Linked DNA regions of Homo sapiens: region 2 is linked to region 1. Evidence: chromatin contacts called from ENCODE Hi-C or POLR2A ChIA-PET data. All regions are on one chromosome and are shown on one strand. The core of a region is the stretch at or near the end of the contact, and the rest is flanking DNA. Distances in the headings are between cores, read along the strand shown. Region 1 overlaps ZDHHC14 (zDHHC palmitoyltransferase 14). Region 2 overlaps ZDHHC14 (zDHHC palmitoyltransferase 14).

Region 1 (3,607 bases), core at 1,108-3,607:
ATTCTGGAGTGAATTTTTGCTGCACTTGCTGGGGAGCAAAGCTGTCCTGGAGAAGAGCGCGTCAGCCAGGAAGCGGGGCCGACTGTTGCCACATCAGCTGCCCACGCAATAGCTACAGTACACCTGCTTCAGAAGCCTGTGGGGCAGCAGGTTCCCGGCTAAAGCCCACTTGTCCCAGAGAGATGGCCGACCACCACATCCTCGTGAATCACCTTTGCAATCTGCTTCTGTAATCACCATCAGTCTCTCTGTAGTCATAATTGTCAAAGTGTGCAAATAGTTATTAAAATATTGATTAAAGAAAACCAACAACCATTTATCATCATGGAAGAGTGGTTGTTAACTGCTTTTATCTCGGCAGAGCTTCATGGGGAGCTTGAAAAAGCTCATTGTTTGTGTGTTTTGAGCTGTAAGAGTTGGGAAGTGTGATTAGACTCAAAGGGCTCACTTTCATTTGTATTAGAGAGCTGGGGGGAAATCCACCCTCCGAGGTTGGGGGCTGAGCAGCTGTGCCTGCAAGTCCTGCTTCCAGATGCTTCTCCCCTAGAAAGTTCCTACAGCAGGGAAGAGGAATCTCTGATCTACATTACTTGAACTTTGTTTTATTGTTTGTTTGCTTTTTTTTTTTTACCACCAAAGTTCACTTGGTGATTTTTGCAAAATGCCATCCCAATCATTTTTGTTTTAGTAATGACTCCTTACAACCACCCTGTGCACTGTCAAGTGGAAAAACAGAATCATAAGGGCCTGAAATGAGGATCCCAAACAGAAGACATAAAACCAAAAACACAATTCTGAGTCTTTCATTGCTTTTGCCTGAATCCAATCTTTCTTTACTGATGGGCCATTGCTTTTCTTATATTAGAAATTCCTCCTCTCCACAAAATTGGATTCCATGTTTGCACCAGAGTCATTAGTTTTGTTTTCCTCTAGACTTGGTAACAGCTGGGTGTCAGCCCTCTCGATTGGCTACTCTTGTCACTGAACGGCCTACCTGTGGGCGCTCTGGGTGATCCATGGCTCTTGAACAGTTTCCCTGTGTAATGCAGACTAGCCAGGTCAGAAATGAACCATCAGAATACCAGGCATCTGTCAAAAGGGGATCAGGGGGACATGAATGTCACCTGGCTCAGAGTAATTATCAGCCATTTCTGGGAATGGCAGCATGTCGGTTGAGGAGTTTAGATCTATGCTGTCCAAGGTGCTGGCCACTGTCTGCAGGGGGCTCTTGGGCACACATATTGTGGCTAGATCTCAAAGATTTAGTACAAAAAAAGAGAATGTAACATATCTCAATACTTTAAATATCTTTACATATTGATTACTTTTCAAATGATCATACTCCCAATAACTGGGCTAAATAAAACATACTATTAAAGTGAACTTCACCTGCTTCTTTTTACTATTATACAGTGGCTGCTGGAAAATTTACCATGTGTGGCTTGCATGTGTGGCTCACATTATAGACTACTGGACAGCGCTGGCTTGGCCAATCAAAATCATTCATTGGAAATCAGGGGAAATTCACTATTTATCCCAATAAGGGTGACGGAAGTGAGAGCAGTCCCCAGTACTCTGCCCGGATTGCACAGCATGGGCCTCCCACAGGGGAGTGGCCGCCATTCCTTTGCTAGTCTATTTGCTTGGGAGCACTGAGCTGAGAGCCATCTATTGCTCACACTCCTCTCAGTGGTTACAGAAATGAAACGAGGAAGTCTGCAGATAGCAATGGACCCAGCTGACAAGAGGTGGACCACAAACCCCTTCCTTGTCTTGAAGTTATTCTTAGAGCTAAATTTGCAAATAAGGACAACCAAAGTCTTGCCCCTAAAATAACGTTTTGTTTTCATCTCATTCTTCCATCTAACGCATGCTGGACACATCTAACCAACGACTCACCTCTGCCGAATGTGAAAATCAACTGTGCACTTTCTGTCCATGTCTATAAAATCCATATATATTATAGGATGAGCCATTGGAGACTAAAATCCTAACATGGCAAAAGTCAAGTTTCTTTTCCCTTCTATCAGAACAGGCACCCCTACCAATCCTGACGCCTGGCAGAACCCTCCCAGAGCCACCAGCCTGGCACAGGTCCTCTGCCCGCCCGTGGTGCTGGCCCTGCCCCTCTGTTTAATTTGGCTGCAATTTCCCACTCTGCCCTGACCTAGTCACCACTAGCAAATCCTCCTCTCCTGCTACAGCGTGCGAGAGGCTGTGCTAGGCCCGCAGGTGCAATATTTCATGTCATTCTCCGAGCAGCCCGGCAGTTCAGGTGGTGCTATTTTGCCCCTGGTTCAGAGAAGGTGACTGCAGCTGGAGGGCTGAGCGGCCTCCCCAGGACACAGCCCGGAGTGGCATGGTCTGGTCCAGGCTCTCGGCCTTTCCCTCGTGGAGAAAGAGGACTGAGTCCTCCCTCAGTGTCTCTTGGAGGGATCCCTCTGCGCTCCAGTTCCCTGATACAGGCCTGGCCTCATCTCTAACCCGAGCCCCTCAGTGCCCGCAACTCTTCCTCCTCATCAGCCCCACCTCTCACTGGCTTCTCCACCAGAGTCAGCACTCTTCAGCTCGCCTGGAACCCGCCCGGGCCTGTCCTTCAGCTGGTGGCAGCCATCTCTTCCCCTTTCTGTCCCCACCTGTCACTCTGCTCCAGCCTTTGCTTCAACACCAGCCTCGTGTCCCCTGTTCCAGCCCCGGGGCCTCGGCTCTGAGCTGTCTCCCTGGACTCCATCTCTGGCTTTCTTGTTCAGTCTCACTCTGTACGTGCTCCTGACTGTGCTGTCAATTAGGGTAGGCATTTGTATTCCTTTCAAACCTTGTTTGACTGCCTGGATTCGAGACCCGTTCCGCCTGCTGGCGACAGGAGCTCCATCCCCTGGCACTGCCTTAACCCCTACCAAACAGCACAGTGAGGGCATGAGCTCAGCGGCCAGGCAGGCCTTTGAGCTGTGCTCTGCTGATTACTAGTTGAGAGGCTTTGGGAGTTACTCGTCCTTTGCGTGCCTCAGTTTTTCCAGCTGTAAAGTGGGAATCACAGTAGCCTCTGGCTTAGAGGGCTGCCGAGAGGACTGATGGGCATGTGGAACACACACACATGGGGCCCGGGGACAGCGAGCGCTGTGGGGTGCTGGCCATCCCCCCTTCCCACCCTCCACCCCCCACCCCTGTCCTCTCTGCTGGCTCTGCTTTCCTGCCTGCTGACGCCTGCCTTGTGCAGCTATGACCCACCACAACACGAACCAAATCCACTAATTACTCCGAGTACGCCACGCTTGGCAGCTGAAGACATCTAGCTGGGGTCCCCATATTTTCCTGTTCAGTCGCTAGTTTGTAAAATAACACCTCCCTTCTCCTGGTCTCTGCCGCCCCGCATCCCAGTACCGCCTCCTCCGGCCATTCATGGCCTGCGTGTCTTGTGAATCCAGCGTGCATCTCTGTCCTCCAGAGGCCTCCCGTGATTAATCCCTCCTGATCCCCTCCTAGGCGGACGGTCCCTTCAGCCCTCACAAATTCAGTTCACATTACAGCAGTGGTTCTCTACTGGGGGTGACTTTGTGCCCAAGGGGACATTTGGCAATGTCGGGAGATAATTTTTTTGGCACAATTC
Region 2 (6,149 bases), core at 1,143-3,642, 41 kb before region 1:
TGTTAGGGTTATACTATTTTGGTGAAATGAACTGAAAAACCATTCAACCTTTCCGAAGCTCTCAGACACTACTCAGAACATAGGAAGTAAGCTGTCTGGGCCCAGCACCTTTCTCACATGGTTCTTCATAAAACTTTTCAGTTTTTCATGGCTAGTAATCAATTCCAGTTTTCTACTCACTCCTTGGCCCATTTTCCTATACAATCATGTTTCACTGAGATTTTTCAAATCAATTGGCATAGAGTTAACACAACGGCAAAATAATATATTTCTCAATAATTATAGAAAACCATCTCACCTATATTTGTTTCATTTGAATCTGTTACTTGCACTTTGTTAATTTCTTTGTCTTACCAGACGTTAATGCCTTGGTTGGTTGTTCTCCAAAGAATTAGATTTGGCAACCTATTGGTTGCTGTTTTCTAAGTCATTGTTTTCTTATGGTTTCCCTTAAGTTTATTTGCTGCTCTTTTTCTGCCTTCTGGAGATGGATGCTTTGTTCATTTATTTGCTTCTAAGTTCAGTTTATTTTTTGTACTAGACTTTTTAAAGTATTTTATTTCATTGGCCATCCACCATTAAAGTAAACTTCCTGTTTGGGGAGAACCCCAAAATAGGTGGGAGGCAGGGCCCCATCCTCCCATCCTCATTATAGATGCTGAGTGTGGGGCAGTCGCCACCTTCGCCTGGCTGTCTGCTTGGGCGTGGAAACAAAACAGGCCAAGGGCTCCCACCCAGGTGTCTGAATCCGGAGTTGTGGTCTTTGAAGACAGTCAGAGTTTCGTCGAGAGCTGCAGCAGAGGGAACTCAGTGGTGGTGCCGCAAACGTCCTACCTGTGGTACTTGCCTCCTGCAACATCCTGCTGCAGATGCAACTGGCCGTGCGGGGCTGCCCAGCCTCCTCCACTGTTCCTGGTTTCTGAGCCTCATTCTCCAGCCTCCTTGTTGATTCTACCGGCAACCCGACAGTCTTCTGGTTCATTCCTCTTCTGCTTAGATTAACTATTTCTCATGTTTAAAATGTAGAATTCTGAATGGCATGGTTTTCTTTTGCATTGTTCTTACTGCCATTTTCTAAATATTTTACAACTGCAGTTTTGAAGTTTCTGTCACCCAAGATTTATGAAAAGCCTCTTTAAAAAGCTTCTTTACAAAGATTTATAAAAGTTTTTTAAAGTTTTTTTTAAAAGCATTACAATTAGGTATGTTTGTACATTTCTATCTTTGTGATTCATTTCTAGTTTTATTGTTTCATCAGATGACATTTTCAGTGTGATATCTGCCTTTAGAACGCTGGAAAGTGTTTTGGGCTTAATATGATTAATTTTTGTAAATGTTCCATGAATGGTTGAACATGGTAAGTACACTTTGTAAAAACGAAGTTCAACATACATTTATTATACTTATACACTGGCATACTCTACTTACAGTTTGTTGACCTGAGCCATGAAAAACAGATGTATGCTATTATTTCTCACTAGCATTATGTAACAAATTACCTTTGCATTTTCTAACAACCTTTACTTTATATATTTTGATGCAATGTTATTTGGTGCATAAATGTTGGTAATTTAATTCTACTCTTAACCAATATAAAATTACTCTTTAACCTGTGTAATATGATAAATACAATACTGTCTGCCTTGAGTTCTCCTTGGTCTGCTCTTAATAATGATCCCTGGGGACTGGCTCATATTTTCACATACTTAGTTATTGTCACAGCACTTAACACATAGATGCTTATTCAATGTTGGTGAAATGAAGAGATAGCGGAAACCAGGAGAATCAGTAAAGTCCTGTTTGTTTTGGTTCCAACAAGGATACGAATCTCAGCTCCCTCCACTCCCCTCCAATGACCTGCTTTCCTATGAGAAACTAATAGCCCCCTCATCATACCCAAATAGTTACAAAGGCATTCCCAAGTGCTAATCCACACCAGAAGGCAGCTGCAGGGCCGAATCTCTGCCATGTCCAAACTCTTAATGTACAACTGTGAAGCAGTGGCTGGGTTCCTGAGGGCAGCGCACAGCAGAGTGTATGCAACACACAAGGTATCTGCAGTCTGAGTTCAGACTCACACACAGAGGAAGCAGTGAGAGCAACAAGGGGCAGACACTGTGGGACAGAAGGCAGAGTGTGCAGTAAGATGCAGTCAAGTGCCCGGGAGAGGAAGAGCACAGCCAAAAAGAGGCGAGGGAATGAGAAAGAGAGCCTGTAAGGATTTAAAAGAGGCAGGGGAAAGCCCTGCCAGAAATAAAAGCGACTGGACACTGAGTCCCTGCAGAGGGCGCCTGGAGGTTCTTTGTGGCACCCACACCAAAAATGACAGGACAGAAAACAAGGGACCAGGCCATGTCCTGGATGTGGGAGGAGGCTGGTCTGCTCGGTGCCCCCCAGGGGCTGGCATGGCCTGAGGGCTCCATGTACTACTTCCTTCGTCTTCACAGCCCTTCCAGATGTGGCATCTCAGGTGCAGAGACAGTCCCAGTGCCCACACAGGACAGCAGGGCTGGGACCCAGGCTGCAGCTGCCTCCAGAGGCCACCTCTGAACCTCTAGACTAAGCTGCCTGGGTCTGGCCAGAGTTAGGCAGACTCTTGTATAACCGGTTTGCAAAAATGCTGGCAGTGTTTCATCTTACTGTCTAGCAAACTTTCTTATTAGTTTGTCCACAGTATGTGATTAAAATCTAGTACATGTAAATCCCTTTTTATTACAGGTTTAGGCTGTACTAAAAATACGCATTCCAGCGAAAGCTGCTGGCAATTCCGACGCTGGACTAGGGCCCACCAAACGACAGACATCCCTCATAGGGCCTACCCCATCAGAAAAACGAGGGCAGCATGCACCTGGGGCTTTAAAACATACATAGTGAGCCCGAGAGGGTCTCACAGGCCCATGCTTTGCCTCTTCAGCTCCTTCAGTTTCTCTCGCTTTAATGATTTGAGGGATATGAGGATCCGAGAGAGAAGAGGTGGCTCCCTGGCCCCAGCTGTTGGTTGTTTAAAAATATTCCGTAACCTCAAAGCCCGCCTGGATAAATAAACAACCCGAAATGCTGCGTTCCACGTGTGCAGAAGGAACGCGATGGCAAGACTCACAGAGAACCAGAGAGACAGTCAAGGATTCAGAGAAAGAGACAGACGGAAACAGGCAGCAGGGACAAAGTCAGAGAGAGACAGAAAATACATTCACGTCGATCACGGCAGATCATCTAAATCCTTCCAGATTACAGAGAAACAAGGCGATTCCTACTACTTTGTGAAGACGCTTCTTGTTGTAATCAGTTACTTGGGAGCACCGATGGTGGCATTCCCATCACTGATGAGACCATCAATGGCCAGAGCCACGCGCTTACTGGCCCCTCAGTGTGCCGCAGGTCTGTCTGTGCTGGGTGCTGTGGTGGGCACTATCTCAGTTAATCTTCAAAAGAAACCGAGGGGGTAGCACTAGGATCACATCCATTTTACAGATGTGGTAACAGCTGGGAGCGTTCAGACAACTTGCCAGGTTCCAGTATTACTCAATGAGAGGACCAGGATTCAGCCCTGGCCTGTGTGTTCTCAGAGCCAGGTCCCCAACCACTGGGGCCTGCCAACTAACTCTATATTTGACCAGAGAAAGCTCTTTCTCAGTCCTCAACTAAAAAGGCCCCTATGACTTTCAAACTTATTTAACAAAGAAAACTGCTCTTCTGAACGGCCTGGGAAGCTGCATTTTTCCTCTCTCCTCTCCCATGCAAAGTGACATTTATTTACTGTGCTTGGGAAGGACCAGCTCAAACCTGCTCGTTACAAGGTAAGGGAAGCCACAAGTTCCCACCTCAGCTTTCAGCATACCACTGTGCTACTTCTCTTGCTGCAAAAAGAATTCTTTCAGTGAAAACTTTCCATCTAAAAATAAGATCATGGCCAACTCTGCAATTACACTTCTCAGTGGGAGACATTTGCCTTCCACTCTATTTTCCTGAATGCAGAATGTCCAAACTACTGTCCTGCTCATCAGTCAACCAAAGGCCCCAGTGTCCCATAATTAACCGGAAAACCGAAGCTATGCAGTTTTCAATCACTGGGTGGTGTTTTGAGGAGCCCTGTGGGCAGCTTTATTTTAGATCACTCATATGCTACTTCTTCACCTGTCCCCCACGGAGCTGGCCCTGAGCACCACTCAGAGGCCGCGGCTTGCGGTGTGCTCCTGGGTTCCAGTCTTCCTCCTCTAGATCCTGCCCCAAACTTCCCCACTTCCTCTCCTTTCCCTTTCTCTTTCCTGTTCTGGGTCTCCCATACATAGACCACCACCATGTTCGGTTGTGGATACTGGGTGGCCACCGTGACTTTGATTTACCAGAAAGGTGGAGGCCTGGCTCCTGGCCTATTATAGCCTGGTGGCTCCTAGGTTCACGGCTGGTAGAGTGCACAGGAGAGGATCATACTGGAAACACTCACACATGCAGAAGTACACCGTCACTGGGGAAAGGCACAGCTGTGATAAGGGGCTTTTACATCTCATTCATCAGGGTTCTTTAAGGGACACATACACCTGTGGGCAATGGGAGGGAACAAATGTGATTATATGAACTTTCAGAGCAGTGTCTGATAATAATCCAAAAGGAATTTTAAAATAGTAAGTCACAGTAGATTGAGAAGAAAATTTTGACTGTGATTAAAAATCTAGCCTAGGCCGGGAGCAGTGGCTCACATCTGTAATCCCAGCACTTCAGGAGGCCGAGGCAGGTGGATCACTTGAGGCCAGTTCAAGACCAGCCTGGCCAACATGGTGAAACCTCGTCTCTAAGAAAAATACAAAAAAATTAGCTGGGCAGGGTGACATACGCCTGTAGTCCAGCTACTCGGGAGGCTGGGGCAGGAGAATTGTTTGAATCCGGGAGGTGGAGGTTGCAATGAGCTGAGATCATGCCACTGCACTCCAGCCTGGACGACAGAGCAAGACTCCATCACAAAAAAAAAAAAAAAAAAAAAAAAAAAAAAAAAAAATCTAGCCTAGAGACAAGAAACAGAGGATAAATGAGTGGACAAATTGGGTGTGTTTAGAAATGAATAAAAAGTTTTATAAATGATAAAGAGAAGGAAGTGCCCAGTAAGACCTTTAGTTTTACAGATAACAACACCCTACCTACCAAAATATAGTCTAGAATAAGGCATTAGACCTCCAGGAGAAGGCATGCAGAATGACAGAAGAGTTTATGTGCACAAGTGTAAGACACACACTGTCCCATCACAGGCCTGGAGGTCAAAATTACAACCCAAGAAAGGGTGTTGAGAACTCCTACAGGTAGACGGTTCCCCCAGAGATATTTAAGATGCTGTGCTCCTTCAGCTTAAATTGTCCCCAAGATAGGTGTGGAATGGACACTGGGGCTGGTGTCACCAGGAAGGGTACTGGTAATCAAACAAAGGCTGATTTGTAGAGTCCCTTGTAGAAACCTTGTAGAAACCCTGGTGTGCCCCCACATGGAGAACTAGGTGTAGTTTTGGCCACTGCATCTACGGAAGGTCAAGACATTGTCCAGAGAAAGCCAATCAAAACTATCAAGAGAGGAGGAGTAACAAGAGCACTAGCAGCTAACAATCACAGAGCGTCTGCTACATGCCAGGCACTTTCCACCTGTTCATTCATTTATTCTCTCCACTATCCCATGCGGCAGGCAGTTATCAACCCCACCGCAGAGATGACGAAACTGAGGCACACAGCGTTTCAGTACCTTGCCTGTCACGCAGCTGGTATTTGAACCCAGGCCATGCAGTGCCAGATCCCATGCTCTTAACCATCAGCTACTTCCTACATGGGAGAAGCAGAACCCATTCCATACTGTTCTGTTGGGGAGGCAAGGCTGAAAGTAATTTATCTATGTTAAGAAAACCAAGACGAGGCCTGATAGAGAAAACATGAGCTTTGTGGCAAACTGTAGATTATTAAAGTTAGGGTAAAGTTAATTTAAGACAAACGGAAGACTGCTTTGCACAGCAGGACGTACATTATAAAATGTTATTTTTCTCAAGAAGAATTGAGACTACAAATTCTAAGACTCACGAAGAGTGCTGGCAATCAATGCTGTGTTACTAAGGGAAGCTAGGTTTGTTCTGAGGTGCACTCCTATCCTTTCAGTTACGAGGTAACAGGGTTTCCATT

Evidence for each region. Hi-C counts contacts between places; a loop is a spot of excess contacts on that map. ChIA-PET counts read pairs that join two places held with the same protein, here RNA polymerase II (POLR2A). Pooled maps may share reads with other maps.
Region 2: a loop to region 1 is called in a pooled map, with 2.8 times the contacts of the local background. The contact joins two enhancer-like sites. A Hi-C loop is called at or near these places in 7 of 168 maps with a recorded cell type or tissue (B cell, Caco-2, GM12878 and 4 more), 31 of 37 single-sample maps with no recorded cell type and 7 of 50 pooled maps. POLR2A ChIA-PET finds 5 or more read pairs at or near these places in 4 of 52 experiments (GM12878, HepG2, activated T-cell and 1 more).

Annotation. Positions count from the first base shown.
Region 1 is chr6:157,555,806-157,559,412 of GRCh38, reverse strand. The region is part of intron 2 of ZDHHC14 (zDHHC palmitoyltransferase 14); the gene reads right to left. Among named protein-coding and RNA genes, the nearest start is that of MIR3692, 28 kb to the right of the region's middle. RefSeq lists enhancers at 1,909-2,694, 2,393-2,702. Within about 2 kb of position 2,357, at least 5 of the 41 ENCODE cell types and tissues checked have a DNase peak (open chromatin) inside an H3K27ac peak, as active enhancers do.
Region 2 is chr6:157,594,019-157,600,167 of GRCh38, reverse strand. All of the region lies in intron 3 of ZDHHC14 (zDHHC palmitoyltransferase 14), which reads right to left. Among named protein-coding and RNA genes, the nearest start is that of MIR3692, 68 kb to the right of the region's middle. RefSeq lists an enhancer at 5,972-6,149. Within about 2 kb of position 2,392, at least 12 of the 41 ENCODE cell types and tissues checked have a DNase peak (open chromatin) inside an H3K27ac peak, as active enhancers do.